Regions from separate parts of the Homo sapiens genome. Here region 1 is linked to region 2. The links are chromatin contacts, found by Hi-C in ENCODE. All regions are on one chromosome and are shown on one strand. The core of a region is the stretch at or near the end of the contact, and the rest is flanking DNA. Distances in the headings are between cores, read along the strand shown. Region 1 has its middle 12 kb from the start of OTOR. Region 2 overlaps MACROD2 (mono-ADP ribosylhydrolase 2).

The links. Hi-C counts contacts between places; a loop is a spot of excess contacts on that map. Pooled maps may share reads with other maps.
Region 1: a loop to region 2 is called in a map of endothelial cell of umbilical vein, with 10 times the contacts of the local background. The contact joins two enhancer-like sites. A Hi-C loop is called at or near these places in 2 of 168 maps with a recorded cell type or tissue (endothelial cell of umbilical vein and mammary epithelial cell) and 3 of 50 pooled maps.

Annotation. Positions count from the first base shown.
Region 1 is chr20:16,759,343-16,762,066 of GRCh38, reverse strand. No RefSeq gene overlaps it. Among named protein-coding and RNA genes, the nearest start is that of OTOR, 12 kb to the right of the region's middle. Within about 2 kb of position 1,431, at least 4 of the 41 ENCODE cell types and tissues checked have a DNase peak (open chromatin) inside an H3K27ac peak, as active enhancers do.
Region 2 is chr20:15,929,726-15,932,628 of GRCh38, reverse strand. All of the region lies in intron 10 of MACROD2 (mono-ADP ribosylhydrolase 2), which reads right to left. The region is part of intron 1 of LOC613266 (a long non-coding RNA gene); the gene reads left to right. Among named protein-coding and RNA genes, the nearest start is that of KIF16B, 640 kb to the left of the region's middle. Within about 2 kb of position 1,483, at least 2 of the 41 ENCODE cell types and tissues checked have a DNase peak (open chromatin) inside an H3K27ac peak, as active enhancers do.

The sequences.
Region 1 (2,724 bases), core at 182-2,681, 830 kb before region 2:
CAAAGTAGCCCTGAGTTGAGAACCACCCTGTTAGACGAAGTAGAAACCCAGATTTACGTTTGTTTAATCATATTCTGGCAGGGTGTTGTGGACAGGTTGTGGGTCTTGAAGCCAGGTTATCTGGCTTCAAATTCCTGCTCCTAGAGTGAATGACTTGAGACACCAGGTTCTGTGCCTTCCAGCCACCCCATGGTGCCCCTGGAGGGAACTACAGGTTGTGTTAATTGTTTTCTAGGAAGTTTCTACTCTCTGAGCTCAAGGTGCTATTGCTGCTTTTCTATAAATGGATTAAATCAACTAAAACTATCTACAAACTCTGCAGGGCTCCATATCAAAACAAACATACAAGTAGGTTTGAAAGTGAAATGTCAGCTTTCCCCTAGTATGTGTATTTTCAGAATCAATCAAAGTGACTATAAGGTTAGCAATAAAGGCATATTAATACCCATATCTATGCCATGTGTCAAGCAGATTTTAAATTCGTGTGTGCTGGGAGTGAGGGGGAGTATGGAGAGTACCTGAGAAGGCAGCCCTGACAGTGACAATTCCAAATGCTGTTGAGAACCACTCACACCCTGGGTTGTTGATTCTAGTCCAGAAATGTCTCTCTGGATGCCAGATCTCAAACTGACCACTGGAGGTCATCCTTGTCCCACCAAAGCTTCTCACTTAAGACTAACTTGCACAGCAGAAAGTTTCAGCAGAAGCAAATCAAGGAGAAAATGTGAGGCTGTATTAGCGACCCGACCCACAGAGGTTGTGGCAGGGACTAGATTGTGAAAGGACGAAATGAAATGAAATGAAAAGCCACCTTGGGCGGAGCTAGTAAAGTCAATGCAACACCCAAATGCCCTTGAATGCCATTGTAGTGTTTTCACACACCTCCTGGCTTCAGTGGTATTTATTGCCAATGCCAGAACTTCCAGCTGCCTTGAGACCTCTTTATCTATATGCAAAACTGCCTAAAAATTATGCTTTCTCACCAAAACCCTGAATCCATAACTGACAGGCCACAAGAAAGCTCAGCTTCCTCTCCTTAGGTCCAGGCAACTCTGAGATGTAACTTTCCAGCTCCCAGAGGCCCCTGTGGGATCAGGCACCAACCAGCCACTGTAGGACCTTGCCTGAGATTGCAGCTTGTCTGAGATTCCTCCCCTTCCGTGTCCTGCAGTCCCTCTCTGCCTTACCTATTTTCCCTGGGAGTCATTATTTGACAAATCATTGTACGTAAATCCTCATTACAGGGTCTGCTTCTGGGGAATCTGACCCAAGACACTGGTTTAAACTTGATGCTCAAAACTTTTGATTTTTTTCCCCCATGGTCGTCTACCTGGCTGCTTCAGGTAACCGTGGGATTTGGGAACACATATTACCTAGAGTAGCCTCCGTGCCCCTTGGCATTTTCCTGCAGGACAGACCGGTATTGCAAGTCTATTCCTGGGCCTCAGCAGGCTCAGCTGACCTCTCCGTGTCTGTCCATCGCAACATTGGCTAAAGTGGTTTGCAGAAACCTATGTGTCTGCTTGCGGTTCCTGGGAATCCAGGCTTGAATCTGTCTGCTAATCCATTTGTAGCAGCACTAAGAGTAGTAATTTAAAGCCCAGGGAAAGATCTAGGAGCAGATAAAAAGATCCTTAAATTATTTCAGAGTCATGAGGGGCAAGGGAGGCGAAGGAGCTGGAAGAGATCTGACAAGCCATGAATGGATCCAGTGAGAGGGTAGGGTGCACACCTGGGTGGGTGTTTCACGGGGGAAAAACCTGGCTGTGACTCAGGATTTCTGCCTTTGGTTTGTAGAAACCTAAGCCCCAACATTGGCTTTTTATTTTTTTTTTCCCAGTTCAACATAGCATTGCTCAAGCAAATCAGCATTCTCATCTCAACTGATTCATTTGGCCATTGTAAATTCATAAGCTGAAGTGAATAGAGAAAAGGGAGGGAGAGTTGGAAGAGATGGAAGGAGGGAGAATTGGTGGGGTATTAGCAGCACTACCCTAATTTTTTACCCCCACAACATGCTGACTTTAGCATAGCGTGCGCTTGAGAAAAATGATTAAAACAATTGCTCACGTGTGACAGAAAAGTAATTTCCATTTAGAAAAATATTTAAATCAAAAGACAGGGAGCATTCTCTTTGTTAATAATGGGCTAGATTACATAGAGGGTAGATTATATAAAGTGTGTGGATCAATATATCATTTTTCTGATTAAGTTACTGATATACTATGGTATTTGCAGGGGATGCAGCCCAGAAGACCTTTATGTGGTGAAATTGTGTTTCAGTGGTATCATAAGGAAGATTATTAGCTTTTTTCTTATTTTTTCCACCATTTTCAGATAGATGAGGATGATGGTTGAAGAAATGAGATTTTTTTCCCAGTGCATTTGATCTTATTTCTTCTCTCCACTCATAGCAGAAATACCCACTTCCTCCAGAGATTAGTTTAAATACTACATGAATAAGCTAAACATTTCCCTGTACTAAACCTGATCCCTGAGGATATTCACATCCCCTCAGCCAATAAACCTTAGAAGCAGTGATGGGCCCCATTTATCTGAGGTCAGAAGTGGGTGATGCTAGAGAGAATGACACTCTCATCTTCTAAGCTTAGGAAATACGCCATGGTGTTCTAAAAGTTTACTGCACAAAAACTGCTGCTAAATTTAGTCACAATGTTCATTGTGAACAATGAACTAAGTCATCTGTGACTCAAATATTTTTCA
Region 2 (2,903 bases), core at 234-2,733:
GGTTAAGTATAGGCATGGTTTTATAACTCATTGCTGGGAGGGTCTCCAAATTGCTTTTGGTTTGGAAAATGAAGCAAATAAAAATGATGAATTTATACAAAGACATAAGAATAAAGTATAAAACATATAGTGAAGTACAGAAAACAGAAGCAGAAGTTACCAACCTATATTCATGTGGGTTAAAGATGGCCACAAATGCTTTGTCTCTGAAGGAGTGGAGCCCATTCCTTCTCTTTAAGTCCTGACTGGCTGTGAAACTTCTTTAGACCAATGAAATATGGTGGAAGTGATATTCTGGGACCTACAAGCTACCCTGCAAGACCTGGCAGCCTCTACTTTCTCCCCCTGGGAAGCCAATCCCCATGCTGTAAAGAAGTTGAAGCTGGCCTGCCAAATGGAGGGAGACACATGGAGAGAGGGAGAAAAGATGTGTGGGGAGCATGAAGGGCCAGACCTGTGAGCCAAGCCTTCTTGAACCTTTCCACCCTGCCAGCTGCCAACCAAATGCAGCTGAGCGGTGACCTCAGCCAGTGTCACAAGGAGCAGAAGAGACATCCAGCTGAGCCCTTTAAAAATTCCTGACCCACAAGCAGGACTGAATCACTTAACGTTGTCTTGCTTGAGTGCTTTGACCCGCCATCTCCTCCTCCTACCAACTCTTAATTCCGAGGCAAGAGAATCCTCCCAAGAGGAGGCCACTAGTAGCAGAGCTGAAACAAAAGCCTCAGAAGCAGTGGGGAAGCATTTTACCTGCAGCTCTGGAAAACGACCTACTGAAGAAAGTTTCAGATGGGGAAACATTTAGATTTGACCTAAATGGGGAAAAAAAGTTTATAATAGAAGGACAAAAAAAGAAAAAAGAATGATACTCTGAGGTTGGCGAAGAATGCAGTTAATAAATATACGTACAGGACCCCCTGTGTTGGGTTAGCCCTGTGCCGTTTGTGACGGTGGACACAATATAACTACTTTTTTTTTTTTTAATAGACACAGAGCCTTGCTGTGTTGTCCAGCCTGGAGTGCAGTGGCATGTTCATAGCTCACTGCAGCCTTTAACTCCTGGACTCAAGCGATCCTCCCACCTCAGCCTCCTGAGTAGCAGGGTCTACAAGGCACATGCCACCAAGCCTGACTGATTTTTTATTTTTTTGGAGAGAAAGGGTCTTGCTTTGTTGCCTAGGCTGGTTTTGAACTCCTGGCCTAAAGCAATCCTCCCACCTTAGCCTCCCAAACTGCTGGGATTACAGGCATAAGACACCACACCTGGCCTGAATATAATATGAGAACCTGGGGTGGCTCTGCATGCCACTTAAATTCAGTGTTCTAAATGGCATATTTACAAGTACTACATGATTATCTGATATTTTCCCTGTTCTGGTTCTCCATGAAGGAAACAGCATTGGCCTTTGCTCTAGGGAGGAAATAGTCACTTCTGCTGTTCTTGCTGTCTTAACAAGGCCAAGTTGGTGCAGGAGCATGTGCCAAAAACTTAGCCAATATCTGTCCCTTTCCTCCCACCAAATGGACTCTGAGTCAAGCAGGAAAAATCTGCCAGCTTCTCTGTCTCCCTCAAAAGACAGACCTTTTAACACATTTCACAATAGCCATGAAGTTTGCAGGTGACAAGCTTCCTTTGAAAGTACTCTGGTTACCACATCTTCTACAGAGTAGGGGTAGGGAGATTACTTATGAAGTGAGGAAGATAAGAAGGGAAAGAAAAACAGCAGTTAAATTACAGAAAGGTGAGGAATTGGTTCTAATAGTTGTAAATGCATAAGAAGGAAATCCATGGTCAGACCCTGAAATCCAGCTTTCTAATAGTAACAACCAGTCTGGCAGTTTACCTAGTCTACTGCTTCTGGGTTTTTACCCTTAGTTCCTTGTGTGCTACCCCCCTCCCTAGAACAGACATCTGAGTGGCATGCTTTTGTTTTCTCTTTGAGTCTCAGCGGCACTGTTTTCTATTTGCAGTATTTCTGCCCTGGGGAAGCAAACTCAAGAAACACTTGGCACATTTATCACAGAGCAAATGCTTTCTAGAAGAATGCTGGATTTGCCATTCCAGTAACATGTCCTCAGATAAAACGGTCCAGGTATATTGCTTTCATCAATTTCCAAGACAGTGCATCCTCAAATCCAGCAGGGGGAACCAATGTAGAAGGCTTATTTTCCAAGCCCAGCATATGCATTCTTGGGCAATTAGATTAGTATTCATTTCATTCTTTTAGAAGGACATTTTGGCTGGCTTATAACTTTCCATCCATTTTAAATGCTGCAAATGGGTGAGTTCTTAGTGAAATAGGGGGCTTCCACTGGTAGAAAAAGCAAGGCACATTAACACAGTTACCCGTAAGTCTTTGATAAGGACAAGCTTTCTTTTTTATCAGCCTTGTCTGTCTAGCTATCGTCACAGGAAGCACATAAACAATGAAAAATTAAGTAGAGGGATGTGTAAACTTGAGGTTTCCAGAAGGGATTTTAAAAGCCTTACAATAACGGTGAAGAAATATAGGGAAGTGCGAGGCTATTTTGTTAGCTTAAATAATGCCACATAGAAGCTAAATGTTCTCAGTTAATATTCCTTTAAGATCACATATTTATTTCAGATGATAAATTTCCATAGCATTCATGTCGAGTGTGATATAACACTTTACTTTCCCATGCTGAAAAAGCACAGAAACCTGTGAGAATTCTACTGGTTGTGTCCTTCTAATTTCTCCCATATTAGTACTCTGCCTCCTACTCTTTCAACCAATATTTATCAAATGTGTACTGTTTGCAAGAACATTTCAGAAATTTTATAGAAATAAAATAAGAGGCTCCTGCTGCAACGTGACTATGATAAGAAAGCAGTCCATGTTTGACTCTACATGGGAGAGTTTTGTAAGGGCAAAATCTCAACA